Linked DNA regions of Mus musculus: region 1 is linked to region 2. A link is a loop called in an ENCODE intact Hi-C map of the cell type or tissue named here. Cell type or tissue: left cerebral cortex. All regions are shown on one strand. Each heading gives the region's core, and the rest is flanking DNA. Links, peaks and the distances in the headings are about the cores only. Region 1 overlaps Sohlh2 (spermatogenesis and oogenesis specific basic helix-loop-helix 2). Region 2 overlaps Ccdc169 (coiled-coil domain containing 169).

Evidence for each region. A loop is a pair of places that touch in the nucleus more often than their neighbours do. Peaks named below come from ENCODE experiments on the same cell type or tissue, not always from the same donor. Only the 100,000 strongest peaks of a DNase experiment are listed, where the experiment ranks them.
Region 1: a loop joins it to region 2, with 2.1 times the contacts of the local background. A loop is called at or near these places in 1 of 42 quality-filtered maps.

Annotation. Positions count from the first base shown.
Region 1 is chr3:55,207,951-55,223,972 of GRCm38, forward strand. It overlaps Sohlh2 (spermatogenesis and oogenesis specific basic helix-loop-helix 2), which reads left to right. Exons shown (of 11, transcript NM_028937.3): 11 at 937-2,007. The coding sequence ends at 1,086. Among named protein-coding and RNA genes, the nearest start is that of Dclk1, 26 kb to the right of the region's middle. In left cerebral cortex, for the core only: no CTCF peak of the experiment used is centred there; a DNase peak (open chromatin) is centred at 6,608.
Region 2 is chr3:55,154,328-55,170,349 of GRCm38, forward strand. Ccdc169 (coiled-coil domain containing 169) reads left to right here. Exons shown (of 8, transcript NM_177203.3): 5 at 2,706-2,804; 6 at 4,218-4,271; 7 at 8,994-9,070. Among named protein-coding and RNA genes, the nearest start is that of Sohlh2, 20 kb to the right of the region's middle. In left cerebral cortex, for the core only: no CTCF peak of the experiment used is centred there; no DNase peak of the experiment used is centred there.

The DNA of each region.
Region 1 (16,022 bases), core at 3,728-8,727, 52 kb after region 2:
AGCTCAGCTTGCACCACAAGAGCTGAGCCGATTTCTAAGTCACTATGGGAACGGTGATAATTGCTGTAGTTAAACCAGTCCCCTATTCTCCACACTGCAGACCCGGTGTCTGGATGTCTGCTGTCATGAATCTGGATGTGGCCTAGCTAGTCTAGCATTAGGTGACCAGGGGGAAACTGACTTTTTTGGATCTAGTTACTTCTCCCTCTCTGTGCTTCTACCCGGAATTCCTTGGATGTGACAGCCCATTCTTTGATCTTCATTCTCAGCTGACCCCTGACAGCCTCTGTTGTCTCTCGGCATCAGTAGATTCCCTCACTGGATTAAAACCCGTCCTTTTTTTTTTCCATTAGACAGAGTTCAGATGCTGGTTTGTATGCACCAGTCATTTGGACTCCATCATGCTTTGATGCTGTGCTTACTGGTATTTCTGGGAAAGTAGTGTCTACAGACATTATGCTCACACTCATGAGGTGTCGGGGATACAACCAGAGAAGCAGGCAGCTGTGATATGGGTTGAAGCATGATGGTAGAGGACATATAGTTGAGTTAGTTACTGCTGACTCATGGAGAAATACTTGCAGTCTAATCCAAGATCTAGAGACAAAGAATTAACCTCACAGCGGGTCTGGAATCAGAGCTGAGCAGAGAAGAAGTGTTGGGTGGATGGACCGCACTATAGAGTGAAGGGCATCTCTTCATTTTAGTTTTTAGTTGCTGACATGTACTTACCTTATATGTAGAGTTAGCATAAGAAAATCATTATTTTTGTTATTTTTATTGTGTTTTGTTTTTTGAAATATGTATGTGTTCATGTTTGTGTGCATGTGTGTCTGTGTGCTCGCCACAGTGCACATGTGGAAGTCAGAGGACAACTCTTGGGAATTGTTTCTTCCTTTCTTCCCTGTTGAGGCTTCTCCCTTGTCTCTGCTGCAGTGCACTCCGGGCCATGAGCTTGCAGCCAGTTCTCGCGCTGCCTCAGCCAGCATCTTTCGTGGATTCCGTGCGGCGTCAGCTTCGGATCACCAGGCCTCTCAGCCACCTGCTCTGCCATCTCCACAGCCTCACGACAGTAGTTACTTTTAAGAAACATTAATATTTGAAAATATGTAGGTTTGGTTGCCTGAAGTTAGCTTTATTAACTTTCATGATGCAGACATGCATTTGTGACGTTGTAAGAATGGGCTAAACTCAATTAATGTGCACTTCTCCCTCCAACAGTCTGGGTCGTATTAACGGTCCATGTGTGGGGCTCATATTCTAGATCACATGCCGGGCACAGTTGTTCAGTTGAGGAAGAAGGGACAAAGAAAGATACTTGAAATCTGCTGCCCCCGTTGTCTGATAAATGTGCTAGAACCATCCAAAGGTACCTAGAAAGATTGTTGACGACAGTGAGAACCTTGTGTTCTCAGGCATCTTCATCCATGTTGGGATTTCCCTGGCCAGTGAGCTGCAAGCAGCGCAGCCTAAGTGACCCACACACACATTAATTCTACCAAAAAGTAATTGTGACGTTACTGTGAAAACCATACTACAAAGAAGGCCCATGTGGGTGTAAGCTTCTACAACCAGGCAGGCCAGCACGCACGGCTCCTGCAGCCTGGTGATTGGCTCTGTCATTGATTTCTGTTGGTATCTTTTCTAGATTGGCATTTGAAAGAGCCCCCTTCTTCCATCATCATCCAAACTAAGATAAGCAGGCTATAAGGAGCGGCAGCCCTGCCCTCTTGGCGATGTGGGTAGATTGCTGTGCTTTCCGCTGGGTTTGCAGGCTTGTGAGTAGAATGGCAGCCAGGAGGGGCATTGCTTTCCTTGCTGAACCCACACATTTCTGTCCTTGCCTTAACAGGGTGTTTGAGCAACTGTTGGAAACAAGGGGAGAGAAGGATGGCTGTTTTATATTTCACTGAAATGTTCTTACACAAACATTTTATTGTTAAAGTGTCTAGGTTTACCCTGCAATCCATTGTTTTGTTTAATAAAATGTTTTCTCTTTTATAATAATAGTGTGCAAGGAATCTGATTTCATTAAGCTTTTGAGAAACTTAATAATTACTTTGGCTTTTTTTCTGGTTATAAATTCTTTGAAGATGCCAAAATGACAAACTCTGTGGATTTGGGGTGCACGGTGTGAAGGATTGTGTCCAACAAAGGTTCTATGCCTCTTACTGGCATAATGAGTGTCAATAGTCCCAGCTGCAGTTGCTTCGCTATTGGAAGAGAAGTTGTTGAGATGTTTTGGATTCTGTAAGCAATGTTCCATCCTTGGCTGGCCTCTTTTACTGCTGGACATGATGCTTGAATGGGGCGGGGTGTTTCCCGGTCAATACCTGGATTCTGAGAGAGGCGATGGCTGGGGATTCCAGAAGAAAAGACTCACTGGGCATGAACCAGGAGTCATTTTTCTGCTCATTGCTCTCTCCATCCCCATTTTCCTTGCAATGTGAACAGGAGCCTGCCCGACTCATACTTAAAGTCTTTTTATTCGAGGCTGTTGATGCTAAAATTCCGTCCCTGGGGGAGTCATGGGAACATCTACTTCTCCCAAGGTCCCAACTACAGACAAAGGTGCAGGTCCCCAAAGTTCTCTCTGAGGAGCCAATGACTTCATTATGCTTCCTTACAAAGCACAGGTGAGGGATCATTTCAGGCGTGTTGGTGTCCCACCAGCAAAGGCTGTACCTAAAACTACTTTATTAGGGATGATGGCTGTCCTGTGGCCACCTATAGGGAGCACTCTTTCTCTGGTCTTCCTCAGCCTATATACTCTTAGCCCCTCCGAAAAGCCATGTACGGCCAAGGCAGTGTTGAATTCCCAAGATGGCAGTTGCAATCAGAGGATAGTCACATACAACAGCCAGTTCCAGACTCCTAAACTTCATGCAAGTGTCCAAAATCTTCTAGGTGAGAATTTTATTTTTAATAAATTATGCTCTTCCAGATAAGCTCATCTCTCAACCAAATCTTAGCCAGCCTCAGCCCGTAGGATTTTATTTTCATTTTGTGCATGGGTATATGTTATCTGTCTGTGATGCATGCACGTGGATGTGCAGGCACATATGCCCGTGTGCACACATGCAGAGGCCAGAGAAGGATGTCCGGTGTCATTCTCCATTGCTGTCTGCCTTATTGCCTTGAGCCAGGGCTCTTCATCGAACCCATAGCTTCTGGGTCATCTAGGCTGGCAGGCAGGCCAGCTCTTAGATTCCTTTTGTGTCCACCCCTCTAAGCAGGTGTTACAGGCACACATAGTCGTGTTCAGTTTTGAACACTCTTATCCACTGACCCACCTCTCCCACTCCAGGATTTTCTTTTAAAAACCAAGCTGGCAGGTCATGAGACAGTATGGTATTCTTTTCTTCATGAAAAAAATGTACAAGGAGGTTGCCTAGAGTAAACGATCGCTTCTAGGTTTCAGTTAGTGGTAGAATTAGCAAGATGTGGTAGATATCCAATGTGGAGGAGCAAAGGATGAAGGCAGACACCCGTGCTTCCGTCTTCTGTGGCTAGGAATGAAGTTCATTGAGAAACTAGGAAAGCTATACTTGGGGGAATGTCATGAAAGAGTAACAGCCCTAATTGTTATTTGTAGTGCGGCAGGTTGCTCTTGTGGATGCTACCTAATTGCGTCCAGATATTTGTACATATTTGATTATCCCACCTCAACACCCCCTATACACCTAAATGGCTGCAGATACCTGTAGCAGACATGGAAAATGAATAGGCAAGCAGTCATTTTTCATTGACCTCAAACCTGGAAACATTTATAGATTTATTAAAAAACAAAACAAAACATTCTGACTCCACTGAAAGAGGGGAAGCTAGATTTAGGATCTATCGAGAGGGAGTAGAAACTGTAAAGAAGGTGTTATAGCTGTCTCCTGAGAGGCTCTGCCAGTGCCTGACAAATACAGAGGTGGATGCTCACAGCCAACCATTGGACTGAGCACAGAGTCCCCAATGGAGGAGCTGGAGAAAGGACCCAAGGAGCTGAAGGAGCCTGCAGCCCCATAGGAGGAACAACAATATGAACCAACCAGTACCCCCAGAGCTCCTAGGGACTAAACCACCAACCAAAGAGTACATATGGAGGGACCCGTGGCTCCAGCTGCATAGGTAGTAGAGTATGGCCTTGTAGGTCATCAATGCTCCGGAGGAGAGGCCCTTGGTCCTGCGAAGGCCCGATGCCCCAGTGTAAGGGAATGCCAGGACAGGGAAGTGGGAGTGGGTGGGTGGGTGAGCAGGGGGAGGGGACATGGGATAGGGGGTTTTCAGAGGGAAAACGTTATTATTTCCCCAGGAAAGGGGATAAGACTTGAAATGTAGGTAAAGAAAATATCTAATAAAAAAAATAAAGTAGACTACCATTGTAAAACAGTGAACATTGGACAGCCTTGGCAGACTGATACCAGCCTCTTGGCAGTTTTCTGTCGGGCTTGCAGGAGTACAGCTGGCCTCTGGCTCTCCTCTGCTTTGTGGGCTCCCTGGTATGTGGAATGAGGAAGCAAAGCAGGAACCATAGGATCACCTTTGTTAATCTGGTATCAAGAGCTGGCTTCATCACCATGGAAACACAGAACCCCCTGTGCAAGACTGAGAAACTCCTTATCTCTGTTTTTCAAGGTTGGTTTTACATCCCAGGATCATCATCTTTCTGTAAACAATAAAATAATTGGAGAACACGGGCAGCTGTGATTGCTTTAACAACAGATCTTGTATGCTGCTAAGTGTTTCTCAAACTCCTATGAAGCTTTTTAAGAATGCTTTTCTCAACGCGAAGGTTACTAGGAAGCTGGTATACTGTGTGCTAAGTAAGATTTCAGAGAAATGGGTTTCTAGAATGTCTAGTCAACTTGTTTTGAAAAGTGGTCTTTGCAAAGAAACACTTCTTGTCAGTTTAATTTTTCTCTGAGATGGGCATGAGGCTGCATGAGAGAACTGATAGCATTCTATAAAACATTAAATTCTTATTCCTTTCAGCTTGTCCTCAACATAAGAGCCTGATTTAAAAATTCAGGCTTAGGGCTTAGGCAGAACTGCACCATTTTAAAAACACCCAAAACAAGTTTCAACCTTGCAAGTGTTGCAAAGATTATTTTTCCCCACAGTCTCAACTCACGTTTGAACTAGGAACTATTGAAAAGTAAAAAATGCTGTCTGAGTATCGGGGTCAGTGCACAGACAGAGCCAAGAAGGTACTGATCTCTCTCCTGCTGTAGGCTCATCCTGGCACTCCCCTGTGCCATGCTAAAACCCTCCCCTGTGTCATGCTCAGGAAACAGCAAGGTGTGAGAAGCCTGCTCTCACGCTAGAGGTCTATTTTATTTTATTTTATTTACTATATTCAAAAATGTCAAATTGACATGCTGATTTTACCTCCTAGTGAGATGCTATAATTGAACTATCTTTAATTACTAAATTCTGACTTTTAAAAGAGTTTCTATGTGCCTTGCCTGCATGTATGTATGCACCACTTTCTTGTCTGGTGCCTGAAAATGCCAAAAGAGGGCACTGAATCCCCTGGGGCTGCAGTTACAGATCCTTGTGAGCAACCATGTGGGTTCTGGGAATTGAACCTGGGTCCTCTGCAGGAGCAACCCGTTCTCTTAGTCACAGAACTGTCTTCCAGCTCCCCAAATCCTGATTTCTGAACCCGTTGCTAGAAGGTGTTCTGTAACATTCCTTTCCCAGTGCAGTGGTAAGCTCGTTTTCAGAGTGGCAGAAGTAAGTCAAATGCTGGGCAAAAATGCCCCAAAGCCTGAATTCAAGGAAAGAGGCAAGTGGGAGCCCCAAAAAGCTTTTTTTTATTTTTTAAGAAGCAAAAATATTATTGGGGGGAAAACTGTATACAAACAGATTGTCTTGGCATGACAAAGGGGTGCTTTAAAGGGTTAATGTCAACCCCATGCCTGGGAGAAATTCCTGCAGAATCTACTGAGCTCAAAATCCTTGCCAGCTATCTTGAGACTTGTGGGAAATTGAACACGGAGAAAGGAATTCCTTTCTTGGCCACCGGTTGCCTGCACCCTGTGAATCAAGATGGCTGGATTACAATGTAAATATTATTGCTGGCCACAAGACTTCCCAGAGCTTTTAAAAAACCTACCCTAGGAGTTGTCTGGTAGAGAATGTCTTTATATGTTATATCGCTGTCAATTCTGTCCGAAATGGAAAGTCTACAGATGCACAAAAATGGAGTGATTGTGTCAGCAGAGGGCAGATTCAGAGAGAGCATGCTAAGATATTTTCATATAGAACCTTGACCCTGGTCCAGTCAAGGCTGGAAAAGTATCCTCCAGCTGTGTGGGTAGGAGTCCACTCTGTGATGAGGCACATCATGTCAAAGCCCTGACAGGCTCAGCAAAGGTGAACACCCGTGTGTTTGTGTAAGTGGTCTGGTCACTGAGAACTTATTTAGCTTATGAAAAGATGCCTGGCCAGCAACTCAGCACAGATTAACCGCGTTAGAGAAATTGGGTTAAAATGTTAAATCTCTGCTACTAGAATTGGCTTTGTGTCATTTGGGTATTTTCTACAGATGCTACTGAGAGCTCAGGAATACTAATCAGATCCACACCAGTTGTGGCAAACTTCCAGCTGAAAATTGCTTTTCACTGTCTGCATGACTGGTCTGCTCCCTCTTACACAAAAGCAGGGGGAACCATCTGCAATTGTTCCCCCATATCCAGGCCCCACCTCCCCAAGTCCCTAATACCACTCTTTCCCACTTCCCAGCCTCCCCTTCGTCATGAATACAGCCTGTTCTTTCTATCATCCAATAACTGATGCTTGTCCGCTGTTCAGACACCAGAGCGGAAGTCACAATTATGTCATAAACTTTATCTCGTCACTCTGAATCTGCTAGGTAACTTCCTTCCCCCCTTTCTTTCTTTTCTTTTTACATTAATAACCGTATTACTTTCCTTATTAATGTTCAAGATTGAGGCTACAGTTGTTAAGTTCCTGACACCTATCAGACCCTCAGCACAAGACATTTCTTGTATCATCTACCTCCTAGCAATCTGTGTGCTTACTAAGACACTGTGCAAGATCTCAGTTCTTAAAGTCGCTTGTTCCTCTCCTCTCAGCTCCACAGGACTCTAAATAGCAAGGGCATCTGGGTTCCATTGAGCCCTTAGGACTCTTTCCCTCTTGTTACGTCTTAAACTGGGCAGGACTGAGGAGGCAGAAGCAGGAAGATCTTTGTGAGTTCACGGCCAGTCTGACCTACATAGCAAATTTCAGGCCAGCCAAAACTTCATAGTGATGCCCCGTCTCACAGAAACAAAACACACAGACAAACAACACTACAAAAGTAACCACTTATAACATACTGACACGTTTCCTTCTATATTATTCTTACATGAACATGCAGGATGAAAATTATACACGTAGTGGCACATTTTGGTTTCTTACAAAATTGAAACCATGATTTTGCCTTTTTTAATTGCTGAAGAATTTAATTCTATTTTAAGAGTATCTAAAATAATATTTAGTTTTCCAATGTATGAATATGGTTAATGATTTTGTATGTTTTCGCAAACAATATAATAATAGTTAAGTGTTTACTGAATCTTTTTTATTTAGCAGTCAATTTTCTGGCCCCATCTCTCAATGGTCTAGCAGAAAATTCATGAAATGAACATAGCAATAAATATAGGATGTCAGTTATCTGGCTGTGGATGCTCAGAGGTGAAGCGGTTATTCCTGAAGTTAAGTTCCAGGCTGTGGGACAGGGCATCATTGGGGCATGTCGAGGAGGAAGGGTTTGGGCACTGGTGGAATCCAATAGGAGATCCGTGGGATTATAAGTAAATGGCTGTAGATGTTAAATGTCTTTTCATTTGTTTTTGAGCAGTCTTAAAAACCCTAAAGAAAAAGGAAGCAGTGTTGGGGGAGGGTGTGATTTGAGATAGGGAAGTCTGAGGAGATGCTCTGAGGAGGTGACATTCAGAAAAACAAAACAAAAACAAACAAACAAAAAAAAACTAATAGGAGACAGCAAGCCAGGTAATGGCTCTGGGAAAGAACTTCTTAGATAAAAGAGCAGGGCCTGGAAGGGTTGTCACCTGGCAGTGCCCCTGAAGATGGAGGGAGATCTGCAGGGGTAGAGGGAGGGGGTGGAGATATGAGGACTCAGATGATGTTGGGCTCCAGGTGCCTCCGTCAGGACCTTGGTTTCTTACTAGAAAGAAGCCAGTGGAGGAGGAGACGGATGTGATCTGACCGTTGGACAGAATGCAGACTTCAGGGAGCAAGAGCGGAATGATGGGTGAGAAGTTGTCAGTAGTCTGAAACCAGCCAATGTTGGTGCCAGTGTGAACAGTGCTGTTGGGCTGGTGAAGTCACGGCCTGATTGGACTGGTTGAGAGACAAAGAGAAGAAATAGCATGCGTAGATGTCCTTTAGCTGGTACAAATCAGGAGATGCTAAAAAACCGGAGCATGTAGAGTTGGGATAAGGTGTTTTAGGAAATGAGAAATGTCTGAATGTCTCCCTACTTGTTTGGAATGATGGTGTGGTGAAGGAAGGCCTTGGATTGTAACAGAGGTTAACAGAGCCGTGTTCCTGAGTAGCTAGCGGCTGCTGAGAGACCTCTGAGGTTGTCTGCCCCTGGGGTACAGAAGGAGGCAGCAGACACCAGGTCAGATGCAGACTGGTGAGTGCTTTGGATGGAAAAAATGGAGGAGAGAGAAGAACATCCCAGTTGTTTTGGAGGATTGTGGAAGAATGAATAAACTCTGGGAATATGGCAGATCCTAGAAGCATGAGTGTGAAGTGAGGCTGCTCAGCTCATCTGCATGCGTTCCTCAGGGAGACTGGGGCCTGTGAAGTTGTGTAGATGGGTTTGATCAGGGCAGGCTTTGCCAGGAACTGTTGACTGGGAAGAAAACTCACAGGAAGTGAAGCAGAAGGAGTTGATTCGGAGAAGCCAGGGATGGCGAGCTTACAGGGTGGGGGAGGAAGGACAGGGAGCACCATCGGCAGAGATGGCGCTGGAAGTCAGTCGTCAACAGGTTGAGGCTCATCCCTGTGTGCCTGCACGTTGTTGATATCAGGAGGCTGAGAAGATGACTCATTTCCTGCTCTTTGAGAGCACCCAAGTTTGGTTCCATCACGCATGTCAGATAGTTCACAGCCACCCTATAACTCCAGTTCCAGGACATCAGAAGCCCTCCTCTGGCCTCTGTGAGGACCTATAAACTCACAACACACACACACACACACACACACACACACACACACACACACACACACACACACACACACACGCACGCACGCACGCATAATACACATGTAAGATCTTGTTAAAAAAAACCATTGACACCAAAGTGGATAGCGGAATGGAGGAAGAACAGGAGATGAAGGGAAAGCCGAGGGTGGAGGAAGAGCAAGGTCTGAGGAGCAGCAGCAGAAGGAGAAGCAGATGCAGCAGAAGATGAATGGCTTGAGGAGTAAACCAGATCATAGTGATGGCTGTGTCACCACTAGGGATGTGTGAATGTTTCGGTTTCTTTGTGGTCACACGGAGAGAACTCACTCGCACTGGCCTCTGAGGTTGATGTTTGTATAAACAGTTGGTAAAGCAAGGACTTAATTTTAGGGACTGCGATGGCCTTCTTTCCGGGAACCACTCTGCTTGAAGGTTCAGCCACATTACCCGTGGAGTAGCATACATGGGCAGTGGAGAAAAACAAACAAACACATAAACAAACAAGACAGGGAGAGGACTGTGAGTTTTAAAGGAAGGATGTAACATTATTTACAAAGGCCAGCCATTTCCAGGGATGTACAGAGCCTTCCCAGAGTAATCAACCTCCATTTTCACAACAAGTAGTGAGGGACCTAATTAATTATTTGCTGAGCATACATCCACCCCTAGTCAATATTGTCCAAGAAGGACATCAATGCGTTAAAGACCCGGAAGCATAGCAGGAGACTGGGATGGATGTAGTTTCAGACACAGATTTCAGAGCCCCATGTAGGGGTAGGAAGTAAAGGGTTCAAGTCCTTAGGTAGATGAAGTACAGCTGGATCTCAAGGACCCTTGTCCCTCAAGTCAAATTATAAGCACTTTTTAAGACAGGGAGGATAATGTTGACAGTTCTAGTATGCTAGGGGAAATCAGGATAATCTAACCGGGGCACTGGGGTCACTGGCTAGCCACTCAGAGTGGGAAAAATCGGAAATAAAGCTGTATTGCACTTTAGCAAAAAACATCAATCCACGATATATAATAGATGTTAGGAATTTAAAAATGAAGGTAGGTGTAACGCCCTTAAAACAGACATGCATTTTTATAAATATGAAGAGGCTACTCCTTTCAAAGAGTAACAATGACGCCTAAGTCTACATGTTTGCACATCCCCACCCATGCATGCACACATTTTCAATAAATATGACTGTCAAATGGCTTGTTTCCCTAACATGCAAAGCACTCGTCATATTCATACAGAAAAGATAAGCGGCCAGAGAGAAAAATTGGCAGAGGTAGTAGCTAGCTTGCCCTTAAAGAGCAACATAAGGGAAAAAAATATTTGAAAAGATGTCAACAATGACTGTTGGCTAATGTCATCCCTGTTGTGTCATGGGAACCTCTTGCTTCCCTGGCATCTGGGACTTTCTACCAGATTCCCCACCCACCACTGTTACATATTTTTGTTCAATTACCTGATCCTTCTTTCCTGTCTCTTCCCATAGCTGATCCTGTCCCCTTTTACCTCCCCCTCCTCTCTCCCTCCCAGGTGCCTCCCTCCCTTTATCTCTCATGATCATTTTGCTCCACATTCTAAGTAAGACTGAAACATCCACACTTCCGCCTTTCTTCTTCTTAAACTTAATATGGTCTGTGAATTATATCATGGGTTTTCTGAGCTTTTGGGTTAATATCCACTTATCAATGAGTACATACCATGCATGTTCTTTTGTGTCTGGGTTACCTCACTCAAGATGATATTTTCTAGTTCCATCCATTTGCCTGCAAATTTCATGAAGTCATTGTTTTTAATAGTTGAGTAGAACTCCATTGTGTAAATGTACAACATTTTCTGTATTCATTCTTTTGTTGAGGGACATATGGGTTGTTCCCAGCTTCTGGCTATTATAAATAAGGCTGCTGGTGGAGCATGTGTCCTTGTTATATGTTGGAGCATCTTTTGGGTATATGACCAGGAGTGGTATAGCTGGGTCTTCAGGTAGAACTATTTCCAATTTTCTGAGGATGATTTCCAGAGTGGTCTTATCAGCTTGCAGTCCCACCAACAATGGAGGAGTGTTCCTCTTTTTCCACATCTTTCACCAGCATCTGCTGTCACCTAAGTTTTTTTTATCTTAGCCATTCTGATTGGTGTGAGGTAGAATCTCAGGGTCATTTTGATTTGCATTTCCCTGATGACTAAGGATGTCGAACATTTCTTTAGGTGCCTCTTGGTCATTCAAGATTCCTTAGTTGAGAATTCTGTTTAGCTCTGTACCCCGTTTTTAAATAGTTATTTGGTTCTCTGGAGTCTAACCTCTTGAGTTCTTTGTAAATATTGGATATTAGCCCTCTATCTGATGTAGGGTTGGTAGAGATCTTTTCTCAATCTGTAGGTTGTCATTTTGTCCTATTGGTAGTGTCCTTTGCCTTACAGAAGCTTTGCAATTTTATCAGGCCCCATTTGTCAATAGTTGATCTTAGAGCTTGAGCCATTGGTGTTCTGTTCAGGAAATGTCCCCCTGTGCCCATGAGTTTGAGGCTCTTTCTGCTGCAGGCCCTCTGGTCCCCTGTGCCTGCGTAGAAAAGAGTCTCTAGAGTAGATGGGCAAAAATTAGGATGTATTGACAAGCAGTCAAACACGCTAGAATGGTGTTGGATCTGAATGTAATTTTCCAGTCGAGCATCAGACTTTTATAATACAGAATAAATTGCAGAACAAGGCACATTGAATTTTTTCAGGTGCAAAAGGAGTGACTTCAAAAGGAACCAGATAAATGTATAACACTAGAGATTAGCATAGATGCAAGGGGAGTGACTACAAAGGGAATTTGTAGGGACCAGATAAATGTTTACATTAGAGATTAGCACTTTCTGCCAGGCAAGAGTTTTACACTAATTGTTAATAGCCCCAGGGTAGTTAACTCTTGACACGCCTCAAGAATAATGTAGTGTCACTGACCCCAAAATTCTCTAGGCCTCGTTAATTCTTATCAATATCTGAAGACGGTCTATTTTCAGTATAGTATACTAATTTGCTCTTGGCATGGAATGTAGTCTGTAATAAGAATTTCTATCTTAGTGAGAATTTTAGTCTCTATCTGTAAACAGCTGAGTAAAATGGCAAGTGCTTAATTGTTTACTGAATGGGTAAAGCTCCTTGCTGCTATCTGGAGTCTAAGAACACTGGGAAAAGGCTTTAGCTATGTTAGAATACAATCTTAAAAGGCATTTACTATAAGGTAAAGCTATATAGAGTGCACGTGGATCCATACATTAGACTAAAGTGGATTTGGAAAATTAATTTTATGGGTTAGGGAAATAGCTAAAGATCCGGGAGTAAGTTTCCTTGAAACTTTTTCCTCATGAGAAAGCTTTCAGACTTTCATCTGTCAAGCTGACTCCACCGGAGTCCCTGGCATCTTTCCTTTTTTCTCTTCTATTAGTTTCAGTGTATCTGGTTTTATGTGAAGGTCCTTGATCCACCTACACTTGAGCTTTGTACAAGGAGATAAGAATGGACCAATTTGCATTCTACATGTTGACCGCCAGTTGAACCAGCACCATTTGTTGAATGTACTGGATGGTTTTTCCACTGGATGGTTTTAGCTCCTTTGTCAAAGATTAAGTGACCATAGGTATGTTTATTTCTGGGTCTTCAATTCTATTCCATTGACCTGCCTGTCTGTCTCTATACCAATACTATTCATTTTGTTTGCTTGTTGTTATCACTATTGCTCTGTAGTTAGTACAGCTTGAGGTCAGGGATGGTGATTTCCCTAGAAGTTCTCTTATTGTTGATGGGGGAGGGGATTTGTGGAGGGAAAACCAGGAAGGAAGACAACATTTGAGATGTAAATAAATAAAATAACAACAACAAAACAATAACAATTTAAAAAGAGAGATTGAGCAATTTTCACCTCTTTGACAGTTCATAGATAGAGATTCTGTCCAGGGAAGATGAAATATTTACTACACATGGACAGGATTTCAGTTACCTTTATGATGTCCCTAATTCTGAATTCCACATTTTCATCTCTAGGAATTTGTTGTGTTTTGAGGTTCTCCTCCTCCTTCTCCAGAGACAGCCAGGGAATTTTCTATCCACATCATATCACAGTGTTCTCCACCACTGTCTGCTGTCCCCAAAGAGCTGTGACGAGAAATGATCACACAAAAGGCCAACATAACCAGTCCCATCACCATGCCACTTACCAAGCACTGCCCTCTCCACATTGTGGCTCTGTGACTCAGTTGTCCCCCTCTGCACTTTGCTTGAGGACCTTCTAACCACCTCTGTCTCACACTCTCCCAGGTACAAGGGACCCCCCCCTGCCCCCAGCAGCTGTGCTATCCTGCTTCGGGATACCATAGGCTTGCTTTATGTAGGATAAGTCTTGTAGCCCAGCGGGTGTCACTTACATAGTAGTTTGAATCTTTCGTTAAAAGCAAAATAAACACCCTTAAAGTCCCCCACTTAGTAAATAAAACACAGCCCACTTGTAACACCAGCCTTTCTTTCCCTGAGATCAGCCCCTGGGAAGGGTTGGTTAACACTTGTTTCTTCTCCCATTTTCTCCTCTGCATTTCTGCTCCAGTGCAATTACCTTGCTAGAAGGGGCACTTGTCCCAGGACTGGGCCTCTATGAACTATCACAAAGCAAACACTGTGAGGCAACATCCAGGACAAGAAATCAACTGCTGTTCACAGTCTCAAGGACAGCTCATCCCTATGAAGCTAATGAGCTATTGCCTTGGCTACAGCCATGCTTATGGGAAATTGTCCTAGAATGTGGTTGTCTTTCTTTCTGTGTGCTTTCTTTTGCTCAGCATTGGTTGTTACACCTAACAGGAGCCACTGGGGCCTAAGCACTTGTTCTTTCTCCTTTTCCTGAGTGAACAGAGGTTTTCACAGAGGCGTGTCAGGCTGTTTTGACACCTAGTTGCTACTTTGAGGGCAGACTGGGTTGGAGGATAAGATTGAAGATGAAGGCCCAGAGGATGGGGACTGTTGTGGTAAATCAATGGTAGGATTGCACTTTCCAGCTTTAAAAAGTAAAGTTTTAGGTCAGTCCCTCAGGGGAGCTGAGTCAGAGCCACAATAAAGCAATCTCAGGCATGGACCTGTGATAATTAGGTCAGCTGTCAGGATTTAGCCCAGAAAATAATTAACACCTCCACAACAAAAATAGCTCTGGGAAACAACTGTAATTCTTAAAATGAGAATAAACAGAAGCTTCCATATTCTGAGTCTTTGGATGTTAGAATCAATACTTTTTCAAACACAGAAAGCTCACTCAAGGCCTGAAGACCAGAATAACTTCAGTTATAATGGCAAGGACAGGTTGGTGATGACTATAGGCTGATTGATCAGCCATGGGAAAAGTGTGAACCCCTTAGAGATGGTAATTAGGAATGCAGAGGCACAACCTGGCCAGGGCGGTTTGCATGGCTGTTGACAGCCACCTTTTATTTGTTTGAAATTTCATGTGCATGAGTGTTTTGCCCCTCTGTGTTTGTGCACCATATGTGTGCACTGCCCACAATGGCCACAAGAGGGTGGCAGAGCCCACTTAAACTGTAATTACAGACAATTGTGAGACACCATGCAGGGCTCAAACCCAGGTTCTCTAGAAACCCTTGAGCCATCTCTCAGCCCCACAGCTCTGCATTCTTAACACTGGAAACATCACAAAGTTTTTTTTTTTTTTTTTTTTTGGCCGGGGTGGGGGGGTGGGGGGGAGGAGGATTGGTGACAAGCGCCGTTACATGACTCACACAAAGCCAAGTCTAGTTTTTATTTAGGACTGCATATTTTTCTTGGTGTTGAGAATTCCAAGCTTTTGAAATGTCCATTTAGTATTCTTATTTAGCATTTAGCTTAGATATTGGTCTGTATATTTGAGTCTATGTTGTTTTCAAAGGACTCAGGAAAACTGGGCCTGTAAGTTGATCTACGTGGAATCTAAAACTTTGGCAATAATAGCACACCTTGCTTTGTCCAATTCCGTAACTTGCCCAGGGCAGTGGGACCAGTGGGTGTTTTCGTAGAGACAGCTAGCCACCTCTTAGCATGACAACATCCAAAGACTGATCTCAGGGCCAATGAGATGGCTCAGCAGGTAGAAACATTCCCTGCCAAACCTGGTAGCTTGTGTTCAGCCTCCAGGATCCATTTGTTGGAGGGAGAAAGCCAATGCCTATGAGCTGTCGCCTGACATCCACGCACACCACGGCATTCTGCCGGGATCACACTCGATAAATAAATCTAATGTTTAGCTGATCCCCGTGGGAGTACTTCTCCTGGGTGACGGGATATAGAAAGTGTCCAGTTGCCTGAGATGGGACATCCAACAGGCCACAAAACCCAATGCTACTCAAGTCAAGCTGGGTGAACTAATGAATTTCATCAGCTCACTTAGAGGATTTTGGATGCCTCTGACAGAAAAGCCCTACCCCAGAATGGTAGATGACGCAGGAAAGCCAAATCGCTGGGGCCTCAAACCATAACCAACTTTGTACCTCCCCACAAAAGCACATTAGGCTGGGGGTTGAGAAGGAGTGGTGGCTGGAACCTCGGATGGGAGTCTGATGACTCCCCGAGTCCAGGGCAAGGCAATAGCCATGATCTCATGAATGTCTCCTTCATGTTGCTCTGACTGAAGTCATGTCATGGTCAGAGGACAGAGGCCCACTACAGTCTCAGAAATGATCTTGCTTATTTACTAACCACAGACCCATGGCTACTGCCTTCACCGGAGCACCCTGACCCACACTTTTGCATTAGCTTGTACACCCTCTAAAGAAGTGCTCTCCATTGGAG
Region 2 (16,022 bases), core at 5,738-10,737:
GCCGGGCAGGTGGATACTCTCAAGCCTGATTTATTTAAGGATTCATAGTTTGAGTGTAAATTGTCCCCTGTGCCTGAAATGGCAGCACTGCTGTGCTTCTCAGATGTGTCTGAATAGAGTGTTCTATTTTAGCCAACACTCTCTGCTGTGGAGCAAGTGATGGAGGCAGAGGCAGAGGAGTGTATGTCTGGAGCCTGGGCTCTGCTAACACTATTTTTATTTTTAGTGGAAGACTGTAGTTTATCATTTTTGGGATTCATTTTTATGTACCCTCCCATTACAAATGTGTACTCTTGTTTTTTTTTGTATTAAAAATTCATAATCTATTCTCATCTAGCCAAAACCAACAGCTAATGTAAAATTGAAAAACGATGCTTAGCGGTTTTTGACAATGGGTGTATTAGGATACAAATTGTGTAAGTGAAACCACGATGTTGGTTTGGCGAAGCTGAGTTTGAAGTGTCAAGTCAAGATCGAGAACAGACACCCAGGGCTCTGCTTTTAGATTTGGATGTGACACTGGCTAGCAGAGAAATGACAGTTGATGCTTCATGAGAATGGCTGAGCTGACTGGAGGCTGAAACTTCACAGGCAAGAGACGTAAGGACATCTTGGAAGTCTAAGGCTGGAGGCATGGTAGTTTGCATGGGAAAATTGAAGAAGGGACAACAGAGCGCAGAAAGGGATAGCAGTGGTAAGGCCTTGGCCGTGGGGATTTGGCAGCTGCAGGTATGGACGAGGTAGGGTGCAGCAGTGAGCGCTGGTCACTCAGGACTTTGTGTCACCATGTGTAGGGGGTACACTTCCCTTCAGCCGGGAGTCTGTTTCCAGGACAAATGTGCCACAGCTGTGGATCTCAGTGCTTTACAAGTAGAAGGTGAGAGTGAGACACAGCACCAAGAAAGTAACTGTGCGTTTCTAAGAAGCAGAGCTTGAGTTTCCATCCATGCTCTCTGACTCTGCATCCCTCCCCCCAAAGCCCCTACACTTAGAAAACTCTGGCCAGGTCAGCATCATGAGGTTGTTTGATTGACAAAGGAAACATAATGGTCCAGGCAGCATGCCTCTGACTCCCCAGTCAGAAGCCTGTTTGACGGGAGGGCCTTAGGAACCTGACTTTGACTCCATGGAGGCTACACTTGCCAAGGTCTGCTCTCTGTCCTCGAGCTCTGGCAGCAGAGAGACAAAGGCAGAGCTATTCCTGGCATACGTGGGAATCCATTGTTGACTGACTGGGCTTAGGGTTTCCTCTTAGGGTTTTTACTAAGCTGTTCTGTATAGGCTGCAAGCAGACAGACTAGGGCTCATCTTCTTCCAGCCAAGCTTCTTGGCCTGCGTGGTGGCGAGCCCATGAGATCGCTCTCCCAGCCTCCTGCTTCTCCCTCTCCTCATCTTCACATGGGCATTCCTGATCTCTGCACTTTTAATCCCACCTTGGCATCTACTTCTCCGAGGACTAGGTATAAAACTAGTGGCTCCAGAAGTGATCTAAGGAAGCAGAAAGGCGGGGCATGCCTGGCTGGGCCAGTGTGGCAGGCAGATGTATCCTGATTGGTGATGACTCCAGTTGGTTGTCCCAGGGTGGCAGTTTACTTTCTAAGGCCAGATCATAACCTTAGGATGTGCCCTAACAGACGGGATACTGTAGAAGAAGCTATGAGGCAGGGGTTTTGGAAATACAGGGTTGCTTAGCATGCAATAGGATAAGGAGAATCGTTAATGAGCAAGATCTTAACTGTGAGATCAGATAGCATTTTTTGGGAGCTCACAGGAAGCCTCTGTCCCCACAGCAGGAGAGCAATCACAGTAGGACATGGGCTGAAATCCACTCTGTGAGATGCATGTGAGTGCCCAGGTCAAATGGATCTGCTACGTGAGAGCAGCCTCGTGGGGCTGGAGCCCAGTGTTACTAGGAAACTAGTGTTTCTTGGCAGATCTAAATGATGTGTTTTAAAAGTGTACTTCGCTGACTCTTTAATATGTATAGTATTATTGATCTTGGTCACCACAATCTGCTTCATTTCATGCTCTTTTAGGAGAGAGGAGACTTCAGCTTTTCTCTCTGCAGGGATGCCTAGTGTCTCTGGTAGTTTGCACTAGAGAAAGGCATGAAGCATACAGTGAAAAAAGGACATGTAGTCTTTGCCTGCACCACATTGTTACTGTGGTACTGGCAATGCCAGCATGTGTGACCCTGGGAACCAGCTTACCAGGGTTCTGATTCTAGCACTCCCAGTGGTCAGCGCCACACCTTTGGGATAATTATATAACCCCCACGGCTGCAATTTTCTCTACATTAAACAGAAAGATGGGCTATCTCATGATGTGTAATGCAAATCAAATGAAGTCATCTATGGAAATACATATATTTTGATTTCTCTTCAGATTTTATAAGCCTTTACTTTTCCCTAGAAATTTCTGTGAAGAGACACAATTCCGAGTCTTGGTCCAATTTTGGAGACCTTGGGACAACAGATCTAATTCTGAAGTAAATCAAGAAGGCACTTAATGTAATTCACCACATGGACCTCAAACTATGACGACTATTCTATGTATTATTGCTGTTACTTTAAGAATGCCTCCTACAGCTCATGGATTCACAGCCGCCGCTGGCTCTTGGCAGACATTCTCCGGGGAAGAGTTTAATGATTTTTAGTTGTTGCTTAGAACCACAAATACATAAAATTCTCTGTTTATATTTTCAGGAATCTTTAAACGTATTACTTAAACAACTAGAAAAAGAAAAAAGGAGTCTCGAAAGCCAAGTGAAAGAATATGCGTTTAGACTGGAGCAGGAGTCAAAGGTTGGTTTAATTCCGTAGGAAGCGGTGTTCTTGGAGCTGCCATTTATTTCTAGTGTTTTCTAATTTTATTTATTTATTTATTTATTTATTTATTTATTTATTTATTTATTGGGTGAACTTCACATCATGCACCCATATCTCACTCATCTCCCCATCCCTTCAGACTGGGCATCTGCCTTTGCAACTCATCCCACTAAGGAAGAGAAAATCTTGTTGTGAAAGCTATAGCATGTCATACTGTGTCACACTATGACATTATGACACTTTGTCCACACTTCTTTGTTTGCAAGTGTTCCTTGCAATGGCTCATTGGTCTGGTTTGAGGCTTCCATCGTTTGAGGCCTCCATCTTCTGCTATACTGTCAATACTGGATCCTCACTGGCACTCCTCTCAGATCTCTTGTTGTCATGGAGATCCTGCAGCTTTGGAGCTGCAGGACCCGCCCCTTCATGTGCTCCAGCAGTTCACCAATGAGGTAGACGTTGGACTGGGCCAACTCAAAGCCCGGGATCTGAGCCTGGGTGGTATCTGAGCAGGTCAGCCTGCCAGCTCTCCCTCACCCACACTACCAGGGTGAGCTCTCCATTACTGCCCCCACTAGCTCATCAATGCCACAGCCTGCAAGGGGCAAAGCCAGCTCTCCTGCTCTCGTGCCCTCAGGGCCAGTTCACCCCACCTCCATCCCCAACCCCCCCTACTTCCACCTATGCCAACAGAGCCAGCTCTGCTGTGTTGTCCAGGTGAGGTACAGGGTCTGCTCTCTCAAGTGTTGCAGCCAGTAAGGGACAGGGCTAGTTCTTCTTTTTTCATGACGCTGGGTCAGCTCTTCCACGATGCCCAGGAGAGGGATGGGACCAGTTCTACACAGCCCTCAGACATCAACACAGATCCAGGCAGCAGCCCAGACCAGGGAAGTCTGCCTTGCCTTTGGCGGTAACAGACCCACACTGCTGCAGAGCCATGGACCCCAGACATAGCAGTTGGTGGCAGTACAGACCAGGACCTTCCCATGGCCTCAGGTGGCAGCACTGGCTACTCACATCAAGCTGTTCCTTACCACCCTCGAGTCTCCAGTTCTGTCTCTCTTCACCACGCTCACATCCTTCTGCATCTCCTTCTCTCCCATCTCTCCACCATTTACTTGCTTATCGCGGTGGTGCCTGGGGCTCTGGGTGTCTGGGGTCATCTTGGGAGTGGTCTCAGGAGTCATCCTGTGCCCTGCCTGTGCAGTGTGACATCATGCAGGGTCTGCCGGCCCAGGCCACGTGGCACAAGGTGGGGGTTGTCTCTTCTTGGGACTCTAGCATTTTCTATAAACCCACATTTCATTTAATATAAGAAGCAGGAGATGTAAAGCCTGTTAATGTGGCTAGCCCTTCCTCATGCCGGCTCTACCTGGTATCTTTTAATAGGCATACCACAGGACCAACAATGAGCGCCGTTCCTACATCGCGGAAATGACTCAGGTAACTCCTTTTGTTGCAGATTATAAGTTTCCTCTGATTACAAGTCGTTTTGTTTTTCCATTCTTGTTTGGTGGACAGAGAAACAGATGTTGAAATTATGGAAGGAAACAGACCGGGTGTTTTTACATATAGAAAGTGGAAAGGAATACGTAACTTTCATAAAGAGATGAAAGGGTCTCCCCAGTTAAAAGATACATTGGCATAGTTTAATTCATAATTGCTGTGATGCAGATAACCTGATGATGTTCAGGTGTCAGAAAATTCCAGGCATATTATTACTTCCTGTTTCCTGGGGTGGTGGAGGTGTCTGAGCTACACAGCAAGCACTGCTGGGTGAAGAAAGTGATCAATGTAAGCGTCCCTGACCCTTGACAGCTTCCATCTGGTTTCCGGTTGCATCTGTGACCTTGGTGGTGTTACATCACTAGCGCTGTGACTTATGTTCCTGCGTGGTTTAAAAGGTTGTCTTCATCTTAATGTTTTATAACATCCACCACACCATTCAGCATTGTATGTACCTTGCTATTTGATGCTTACATGCATATTTAGTTTATATAACTTTACTTTGACGTACCTTTTAAGATGAGGATATGAGTTCAGTTTTCAATGAATATTATCCAAACAGAAGTATCTAGATATTGGGTGGATGTCTAAATGATCAGGAACATGTTCTAGATTAGAAAGAGACACTTAGAAAAGATTGGCACCCAGAGAGTAACTGCAGACATGTGAGGGAATGAGATACAGCAGGGTCCACGTATAAGATAATAAGAGAAGATAGTTCAGCACTTCAACCTGAAGAGGATCAATGGTGAAGCGAGGGAGCCAGAAGGAGAGTGCTGCTATGTAGGTAGGGAGGTGGGGGACCCGGGGCGGACCCGGAGCATCCAGTTACAGCATTGAGGATGATCTATGAAAGGATTCAGATGAGGACCTAGGTATGGGAATTTGGAGCCCAGAAGAGCAAGCATGGTAGAATTTGGGAATGAAAATTAGGCTTGCAGTGGCAAAGGGGTGCTTGGAGCTTAGTTTCAACAAGGTTCGTAGGAAATGAGACAAGATGGGTCAGTCCCTGCCACCTCTCATCCTATGGTCACAATGCTGCTTTCTTCATCCTTGGCAATGGCTGAGAAGCAAGGCTTGTACCTGCAGCATATGTTCCCTCCTGCCTGTCCTCTACCTCCACACTCTGCTTGGAATGTGCGCCTTCTCATCTGAGCTTGTTCCACTCCATCTGGAGGTCTCTTGTGAACACTATCTTCCCTGTGAAGCCTTGACTTGATGGAAAGACCACAAACCACAATGCCAGACAGACTCTAGATTTGGATCCAGCTCTTCATTTACTTGCTGTGTTAGCTTCTTAAAAAGTAAGTGTGTGTGTGTGTGTGTGTGTGTGTGTGTGTGAGAACTGGGCCAGACTACTTGCTGTCTTCCATTGTTCCCTGCCTCTTGTCCTGAGACACTCTTCCACAGAGCTGGAAGCTCATTACTTAAGTCAGGTTGACCAGCTGATAAGCTCCTAGGATCTGCCTGTCTCCTTTTTCCTGCTAGAGTTGCAGGTTACTTGAATTCTGGGAACTTGAAGGAAGTCCTCATGGTTGCCAACTATATGTCTTTATATGTCCTTAGCCCCTGAGACATCTCCCAGACCCTATTTGCTGTGTGGCCGTTCTGGTCCTCACCTTTGCCTCCTTTGAGGGAAGATATAACAGCATCAGTTTCTAGGTCTGGGAGTATTTGAGAGCTCTGTGTTTGCTTGTCTGATGCATCAGAGGACCTAAACTCCAGGAACTGGGGGATGCTATCTCCCCATTCCTTCCTGGTCTTTGGATGATCTTGCTCTGTGATGAGATTTCTGCTTGCCTTCTGGATTCTTTTTGTTGGTTTGTTTTGTTTGTTTGTTTTTTTTTTTTTTTGAGACAAGGTTTCTCTATGTTGTCTTGGCTTTCCTGGAGCTCACTCTGTAGACCAGGCTGGCCTCGAACTCAGAAATCTGCCTGCCTCTGCCTCCCAAGTGCTGGGATTAAAGGTGTGTGCCACCACTGCCCAGCTTACCTTCTGGATACTTATAGCTAACACATGTCCCTGTAGAGGTCAGGCAAGGGTGCCTGACTCTTCCTGTTGCCTTACTGTCTACTACAAAGAGTGTCAGTCAGTGTTTAAAAGAATCATTTACACAACCGACAATAAAAAGCCTATTGTTAGGAAAAAGTTTATTCATATAAAATGGCCTGGAAGGTTTTGTCTAAGGTGAGAAGTCCAAGTCTTTTGCCCCTGAAACATCCATTTACTTATATTTATCTAAAAAAATTCCACTTAGGTGGATTAATCTCGCTAACTGTGCAGACTCATCAAATGTTCAATCAAAGCCAACAGCTTTCCAGGAAGGCATTAATCCGGTTGCCAGTATAAATGTTAATGAGAATTTCACTCTAGAGTGAACTGTTAATCTTTATCATCAAAGGCGGTTCTGACCATACGCAAACTACAGCACCTGGGAAGGTTAATGGGCGACTTTTGTTCTTCCCACACCGAATGAATAAAAAAATCGATCTGTGTTTGCTCAGCCTGATGTAGATGCTTCTGAAATGCTCGTTCTGGCTGTCTCCTTTTCCAGCCACTGTTTGTCACCTGACTCAGTCTCTGCCTTCCTTGTCTCCCTTCCTTCGAGCTCTATGGGAAGAATTTAGACAGATGCAGTGAGCAGTGTAGAAGACAGGCATGGCTTATTACAGAGTGAATGCGCTCTCCAGCAGTGTGAGCAGACAATGACTAAGGAGACCCCTGGCATGACCTACACGCTAGGCAGCCATTACGCTATTTTCTAAGGTCTCTAGAACAAGCCCCATCTCCTGAGGGACTTTGTCCTGTTTGGGTGATTGACAGGCCTGCTTGAATCTTTGCTTAGAAGGGGAAGTGGTGGCGTGTCTCTGTTCTTGATCATAAAGCCTCCTGCTATATGGAATCCCATAAAGGTTTAGGACTCCTTCACCCAGGTTTAGAAGGTCTCCATTTGTGCCCCCTCACCCCCCCACCCCGCCCCAGCAGCTACACGTTAAGGCTCCTTCCAAGGTCAAAGGTGTGACTTGGGTTCCTTTTCTAGCCAGTAATTAAAGTTCATTTTAGTTCTTGGTTTAAAGTTGTGGACTGTGAGGGAGGGTCGAGCCCATGTCTTCCAAACCTGTTAATATCTAACTTGTCATTTAACAACCAAGATGGGTGTGTTTTGACCGAAACCCACTCCCCCTCCACATGTCTTCTCATGGACGCAAGGAGTTATTAAAGAGCGAAGCACGACTGAATTCTGAGTGTGTTATAAGACCTGATAAATTTAAATTTTGCTGTCTGTTCCAAATATAAAAACTTTAGCAAAGGGCACAAGAATGTTAAATATAAATGCTTTTGGTTTACAGATGAGAGGCTGTCGGACTGTCCACCAATTCTAAATTCTTTTGATGTCTTTTGGATATGAGTGTGTTGTGTGTGTGTGTCCCATCTGTGCTCACTGAAAGAGCGTATGGACATACATGGACACCAGAGGAGGACAAGTGCCCCACTCTCTGCCTTCTCCATTCGTGACAGGGCCCCTCCCTGAACCTGGGTGTATTAGTCAGGGTTCTCTAGAGTCACAGAATTTATGAACAGTCTCTAGATAGTAAAGGAATTTATTGATGCCTTACAGTCGGCAGCCCAATTCCCAACAATGGTTCAGTTGCAGCTGTGAATGGAAGTCCAAGGATCTAGCAGTTACTCAGTCTCACGCAGCAAGCAGGCGAAGGAGCAAGAGCTAGACTCCCTTCTTCCAATGTCCTTATATTGTCTCCAGCAGAAGGTGTAGCCCAGATTAAAGGTGTGTTCCACCACACCTTTAATCCCAGATGAAAGGTGTAGCCCAGATTAAAGGTGTGTTCCTTAAACTCGGAGATTCAATCTTCTGGAATCCATAGCCACTATGGCTCAAGATCTCCATACCAAGATCCAGATAAGGATCTCCAAGCCTCCAGATAAGGGTCACTGGTGAGCCTTCCAATTCTGGATTGTAGTTCATTCCAAATATAGTCAAGTTGACAACCAGGAATAGCCACTACACTGGGTTAGGCTGGTGCTGTGACTCACTGACAGGATTAGGTGGCTTCCCTACTGTTAATATGATGTCCGTCAGTTACCATAGTCTACTATTTACCACTGACTTCCTTCTCTCCCGTGCTGCTCTTGATGGAGGAACTCATTCATTCGTGGCTTCAGTAGCCATCTCAAGGTTGGTCAGCCTCCAATGTTCTTGATTCGCTTGAGACACCCATTTGCCTTCCCTGGAGAGATCACGAAATAAATACAATGAAAACACTCTTACCTTTCTGCTTTCCTACCGCATACACTGTTTTTTGCCTTTTCTGCCTTGCTGGTATAATATGTGTTTTATGTGTGCTTAATGTCTGCTACAAGAATTTCCAGTGGTCCACACCACATGGGTGATTGGCTTTCATAGATTTCTCCATATTTAATTTAAAATTCATGAGGACTATGGGGCCAAGAGGGGGTTTGTACAGAAACTTCAAAAGGTTTATCTGATTAGAAAATGACTGAATGTCTTGTCACTCTTAGCTGCTCCTACACATGCTAGTAAAAGATGTGTTTGTGAAAGAGACAGGAAATTGACTCTTTTAACCCAGAAATCAGTTGGGGAGTAAAAGGTAAGTATGCTGTTTTGTGTGTGTGTTTCAGGTTTCTGGCTCAAATCAAGTATCCAAGAGGCAACAGATGGACCCACTGCCTAGAATGAAGGAAAGTCCGGTGAAAACGTACGTCTAGGTAGATCTCCCCTTGCCTAGTTCATTATACTTGCCCTCTCGCAACACTCGTACAACAAGGTGTCTGGTATATTTTGGGAGCTTAGATTCTAGATTTTATAGCCATGTATAAAACAGCACATGGGAAGAAACTGCAGGGAATCTAGTGGTCTCACATGCTATATACACGGGATTGGAGCTCCCTGAAGCACTGTTAGTCTCCAAAGGAGAGGGTGTGTTAAACTAAAGCAGCAGAGAACCTGGGCAGAATTAAAATGACACTCCTAACAACGCAGCAGGCACAGCTGACTCCTGTCTGTACCTTTCCAGTGGAGAAGCATGTTTGTTGCTATGGATACGGTACAGTTTAACTATGGATCCCATATAAACGAGGCTACTTTATGCTGAAGAACAAAGGGACTTGCTGGAGTTTTATAACTTGTGAACTTTTCAAGTCCTATAGAAAATATGGAATCACCTGATCCATTCTATATGATGATATTCTATATCCATTCTATATGATATTCATATATAATACTGGAAAAATTAAGCCAAGTTGTAAATTAGTTCTAAATCAATCCTGTCTAACTCTAGTCAAGATGAGAAGTTCTCAAAGGATACGTACTATGACAAGTTTCTTTGGTAAAGATTAATGGTATAGCCCAATTCTCAGCTAGATGGGCCAAAGCATATTTTTCACTATTAGTTATTACTTATTTAAATTACAATTAATTATCTTTACACATTTTCATCATAGAATTATAGTGTAGTTTAAATATTAAAATTTGACAAAGGATCTCCATGGAAAAAGAATCAAACCGCTGTGTCTGAGATTCCCAAGACCATCTCGGTGGTAAGAGACTCAATGGTAGGTTCCAGAACTCAGGACACATTTGTACTCATGCTAGGATGTATCACAGAGAAAAGATCCCGTTGAAATCCACAAAGGGAAAAGGACCTGGAGTCAAGTTTGTGAGGACTCGGTGGCAACTTGTCAAGTCCTGTCTAGGCAGAGTCCTGCTGACATACTTAGTCCCTCCAAGAGTGACTTACAACAGCAAGCTGACAGCACACTAAGCTTTGATCTCACTGCCTGGGTAGCACCCACTCATTTGGTTTTGTGATTCCCCCAGGGAGGCTCACTGCCTGTAGCACCCAACCGTTCTGTTGGCCAGAGTCACACATCTACCAAACTCCTGCTAATATCTCAGACTCCAAGAACATAAGCAGGCTTTGTGATGGAATAGGCACAGGGTGATACTCTTCCCACTCAGGGCAAGGCTTTATTAGGACGGAGAATTGTTGCCACTAGGAGCCTGGCGGGCAAGCTTTCTGGAGGACAGTAATCCTGAGCTACTATCTCAGCTCCTCTCTGCACAGCCGCCTACACAGCCTCCTTCTATTTTATCTAAGGCTCCCATTACATTAATACACATATCCATAAGCATTCCCATCCTGTGACTATGAAGACAGTCTAGATTTTTCACTGAATACTCTTGAGGTTGGCTGTCTCAGAATAAACCCTGAAATCAGTCACCATCGCTAGGTGCCTACTTCCTGCAGGATCTTATCAGGTTTGACTGAGGCTACCCAAGGACATCACCAAGGTGTCAAACCCCACCTGTCTCCTTATGGAGCAATGGCCAAACACCATGCCTCCATCTGCTTGCCCGGGGCCTCTGGGCCACAGAGCTGAGCCTAAGGTGCTATACAGGAGGTGGATGCCATAGGCTGGGACTCTCACTCAGTCAGCTGCCTCAGGATCTTCAGAACTGCCATTCGACCCAGATCCATCCTGTGTCTGATGAATCTGAATGTGGAGAGATTGTCCACCATAGATTGCTGCTTAATAATTCTTGAATGGATCGCTGAACTGATGAGTGGTCAAGCAGCTGGACTAAGATGGCTTTCATTGTCTGAAACTAAATACAACACTCAGATCTCCCCCAACAGAAACATCTCTGTCTTCCTCATTAGGCATTCAAAAACATTTCAGTAGACGGGAGTGTCTTAATATATTATTTCTGAATTACCGACCTGACCACGGAATTTTGATATCCTTCTTTTGTTGATTGTTCCAATTTGAGTCATAACTGACGCTGGTGCTAAGCACTTCACAGCAGCATTGATTGACCCAAGTGGTGCTGAGCTTAGGGGGAAGTGTTAGTGCCACCCCTCATCTGCAGAGTGGAGTGGCCATGTGAGGCACAGTCACTACAGTGGAGTGGGGGCTGGTGGATTTAGATGGATGCTTGGGAATAGTGCTTTGTATTCACTTCTATAGCTGCCCATACACTTACTCTGTTTTCAACAACTCTACCTCTCAATGCAATAGATCATTTACACCATAAGACCTGTGCATGGATGTCATAGATGCTTTATCCAGGATAGTCAAAGGTGGAAAAAAAACTTAAAATGTCCATCAGTAGGGAATGGATATTCCTAGTATCTATAAATATATACTATACAGGTAATAGTAATAAATACCCTTTATAGAACAGTTGGAAAATTTTCCTAGTCTTCTATAAGGAACTATGTAAATGTGCTTCCATTCATATAATAGTTAAAAGAGGCTGAAGTAATCTGGTGTAGGAACACAGGATAGTCCTTATAAATGGGGCTGGGAATTAGGAAGTACAAGAGAGCCTTCCAGTAAGATGACAGAACTTTATCTGTAAGCCTGGGGGATAGTTACTGGAGTTTTAACGCCACAGTACTTTACAGAATTGTGAGTTTATGGTTTGCACACTTTCAGACATGTCATGTTTTGCATGATATTTTTAAAACTCAAGAGCTATGGCCTTAATGTTTGATACGGTTGACATTCTCATATGTGCTTGTCAACTTGCATCTGTAACACAGAGGCTAACATAATCACAATTTTTTAAAAAAGTTACTTTAACCTTAGTTTAAAAGGGTCTTGTCTATGTTTGATTGCCCTCACTATGCTGGACCTGTGTCAAGCTTCACACTGAGTGGTTGGCCGTGCAAGGCAGAACAAAACTGCCACACACAAGGCAGAAAGGTGAAAAGGGAGGGGCTGGGCCTCACCTCTGGCTTCAGAGTTATGTTTCCAGCCACCCCAAGACTTCCCATAAGACCCAGCCTCCTACAGATCCCATAGCCTCTCTCCCACTAGTCCTTCCAGGGACCATGTTTAACACAGATCTTTGAGTGACAGGCAACATCCATATTAGCAGTACCAATGTTCAAACACCGACTTATGGTATTGTTGACACTCAGGATAAATCAGAGTACCAGAAGAAACCCATTTAAGAGAAATTGTTTGAAAGATTGATCAAAACAATGACTCTGCCCAGTCCTATATCACCAATTATATTCCAACTTCATGAAATTGTGACTGTAAATGAATAAGATATCTCCATCTCCATGAAAGATCTATGCTAGAAATCCTTGCACATGCTGTTTATAAAGGATTGCTAAGATAATTAAGAGAATGCTCTTCAGAAATAGGTTTAGAACTTGCCCCTAAGCTCTACAAAGCTGATAGGTAATATTTGGGCTGTGGGCCATGGAATATATTAACTGTGTGAGTTATGGATTTTGCAAGTAAGGACCTCAAACGGTGATGGATACATAGCAACAGCTCATCAAAGAGCCAATGGTGACGTTTCTATTTTTTTTTTTTTTTTTGCTGTGCAGCCTCCTCTTTGCTTTGCTTTTTTGATGAAAGGTTTCTATAGTGATGGAAGGCCCTTGAGGAAGACAGAGCAGCCCTTCATGCTCCAGAATGAAAGCACCATTGGGAAATTAATTGTGACTTCTTGAGGGACCGATTGTTTGAAGAGCTTATTTTTGAGACAAAAAGCAGATATACAGGCAACATCTGCAGCCTTAAGAAACTAATTCAGAGCTAACCAGTACCCCGGAGCTCTTGACTCTAGCTGCATATGTATCAAAAGATGGCCTAGTCGGCCATCACTGGAAAGAGAGGCCCATTGGACTTGCAAACTTTATATGTCCCAGTACAGGGCAACGCCAGGGCCAAAAAGTGGGAGTGGGGTGGGGTAGGGGAGTGGGGGGAGGGTATGGGGGACTTTGGGGATAGCATTGTAAATGTAAATGAGGAAAATACCTAATTAAAAAAAAGGAAACTAATTCAATAAACTATGACAAGATTAAGAAGTTCTAGTCAATTCTAGAAGACTCTAGAATGCAGATGCTAGAATATATAACGACATAGAAAAAATTTATAACAGTAAATAGAAAGTATAATGTAAAAAAAGTTTGGTGGTGGTATGGATGATTTGGGTTTGTTCATTTTTGTATTGTCTATGAATTGTGCAGTTTCATATCACATTAATGAGAGTGATAAATGGAGAAAAATTCTATCATAAGCCATCTTGTGGAAGTCTCCAAGTCAAAATAACAGTATATTTAGTATTATCCTTTTAGAAACACAGGAAGCATGAATGAAATGAATGAAATAAATGAAATTTTGCTCTGCATTCAGAGCAGACAGAAAATAAATTTTCTCCAACCAAATTATACAGTGTGTCTTTATATGAGCAGTCACTCCCAGACTCAGTTTACCCCCTTGTAGTATAAGAGTGAAACCTGTACTGAATGGTTGATGGAAGACTTAGAAGGTTTTGAAAAAATTCCTAACTCTTATAAATATTCTCAAATTTCCTTCCTTTCCAATGTGTAGCACATTAGCAACTATAAAGAGTAAGCAAAATCAGAAAAAAATCCTTTTGGAAAGAGAGAAAAATATAAGAATAAACCATAATTTGAGCATGCAAACAACACATACGCTACGTTTAGACTGGTATCATTCATGTAACACCCTCATATTGAGGTTTCAGAACCTTCTTGAGCTCAGCTGAGTAATATGGCTCCCTGGTATACCCACATAGGCACCTGTATGCCACTGAGGCATCTGAAGTCACACACACTAAAGTCTTTAGTGTGTTCTCCGGGTGGAATAACCATCACCACTGATTCTAGAATGTTCTCTTCCTCCAACTCCCATAGACGTGTCATGCCCATTAGAAGTCTCACCATCTGGCTCTTGGTGCTCACTAATCTGTTTATGTGGGTTTTTTTCCTACTACTGTGACACATGCAGTGTGCCACTCACATGTCTAGCTTCTCTCAAGGTCATCCATGTCGAGCACAGCCAGATTTACTGTGTTGATTTGATAGCAATCCCACATTTTTATAGACCATCAGTTATCCAGTCGTCAGTTGATGGGGATTTGAATTATTTATACATTTCTGATAATGTGAATAATGTTGCTATGGATACTCCTGACAATGTTTTATGCATGCTATTTATTTATTTGAATACAAAGTAAGGGGAATCCTCGTGGCATTTTCATATATACTTAGGTTTGAGTGGTCCCTCTGGTCCCATCCACTCCTCTCTCCCATCTCTCTGTGTTTCTGTTGTAGTCTACTAACCTCAGGATGCCCCTTTCCACTTTCATACTCTTCCACCCCTCTTCCTAGAGGCATCTTCCCCCTGAAGGAGCTCTGTCTACTTTCCTAGCACCTACATTCACTTCCAGGTAAATGCACATACAAATTAGAAGCTGAGATCCATAGATGAGAAGCAGCACGTGGGGTTTGTCCGCTGGTCCTGAGCCATCTCATTTTAGTATGTTTCCATTTTCATTTCTCCTCATGGCCAATTACACTTTCATTGTGTGTTTGGACCACATTTTCACCATCCTTCTGATGATGCACAACTAGGCTGACTCCTTCATCTTGCTATTGTGAACAGGGCAACTGCAAACACAGGTACACACGATCTCTGTCACAGGGCTAGAGTCCTTTGTGTATGTATCGGAAGCAGAGTCATATGGCAATTTTATTTTTAGTTTTTGGAGAAACAAGCACATCATTTTGTATAGTGCCTGTACTCCACCAACAATGGCTAAGAACATCTTTCCCCACGTCCTCATTAACATTTGCTGTCATTATTTTTCCTGCTTGGGTGACTTGGAATCTCAGAGTCATTTTGTGTTTCTCTGATGGATAAGGACATTGGACGCCCTTTCGATGTTTGCTTCACCATTTTCCTGCTTGAGAACCATCTTCAGTTCCGTTTATTGCCCATGTATTGCACTTTGGGGGCTTGGGAGATGAATATTTACAGTCCTCTGTCTACTCTAGATATTGATGCCCTGTCTGTAATATAGCAGGCCAGGACTTTCTCCATTCTGTGGTTCTCTTGCCTCCTCGTCTCTTTGCCACACAGAAGCTTTTTAATTTCCTGTGCTCCCATTTGCTGCTGGGTTTCTATGTGGAAAAATCAACTCTTATTGCTGTTTCTTAAAGTACTGTCTCTGGGTTTGTTTGTTTGGTTTGGTTTTGGTGTTGATTTTTAAGTATGGCAGTTTCAGCATTTCATGTTTTAAACTAAGGTTTCATTGATGGCTTCATCTTTTTCATTAGAGCTATACTGTGTCTGCAGTTTTGGTTATCCATTATTTTATCAAAATTGGGCATTTTGTTATTCTTTATCTTAGATACTCTTTCCCCCCCAGTTGATCGTTGCTATTATGTGATGACATTTTAAAATTCATCCTGTGAAGATGTTATTCTTTGTCATGAGTGGTTACTACATACTGTGCTGGGTGAGTGAAGAGGTTACCTTAGGACTGACAGAAACATTCAAAGTATTTGGGATCAATAAACCTCTTCCCTCCTGGGGGACATAGCATATGTGTTTGGATAGGTTCTCCATACTCAGCCAAGAAAAACGTCAACTCTGCCTTTGCAACACCTAAATTTTTGGCAGAGGCAAGAGCTTAGGTCCTTCTCAAGTCAAGACACACATGAGTCTAGGCTTGTATAGGCATAGCTACACCTGAGTTTAGGGTTCCAGATCCCAAGACTGGTGCTGGAGTTTATTAATACCCACCCCAGCCTTTTAGCTTTCCTGGTTAGCTTAGTTTTAAATAATAGTAGCCATGAAATTAAATGATGGCTTCAA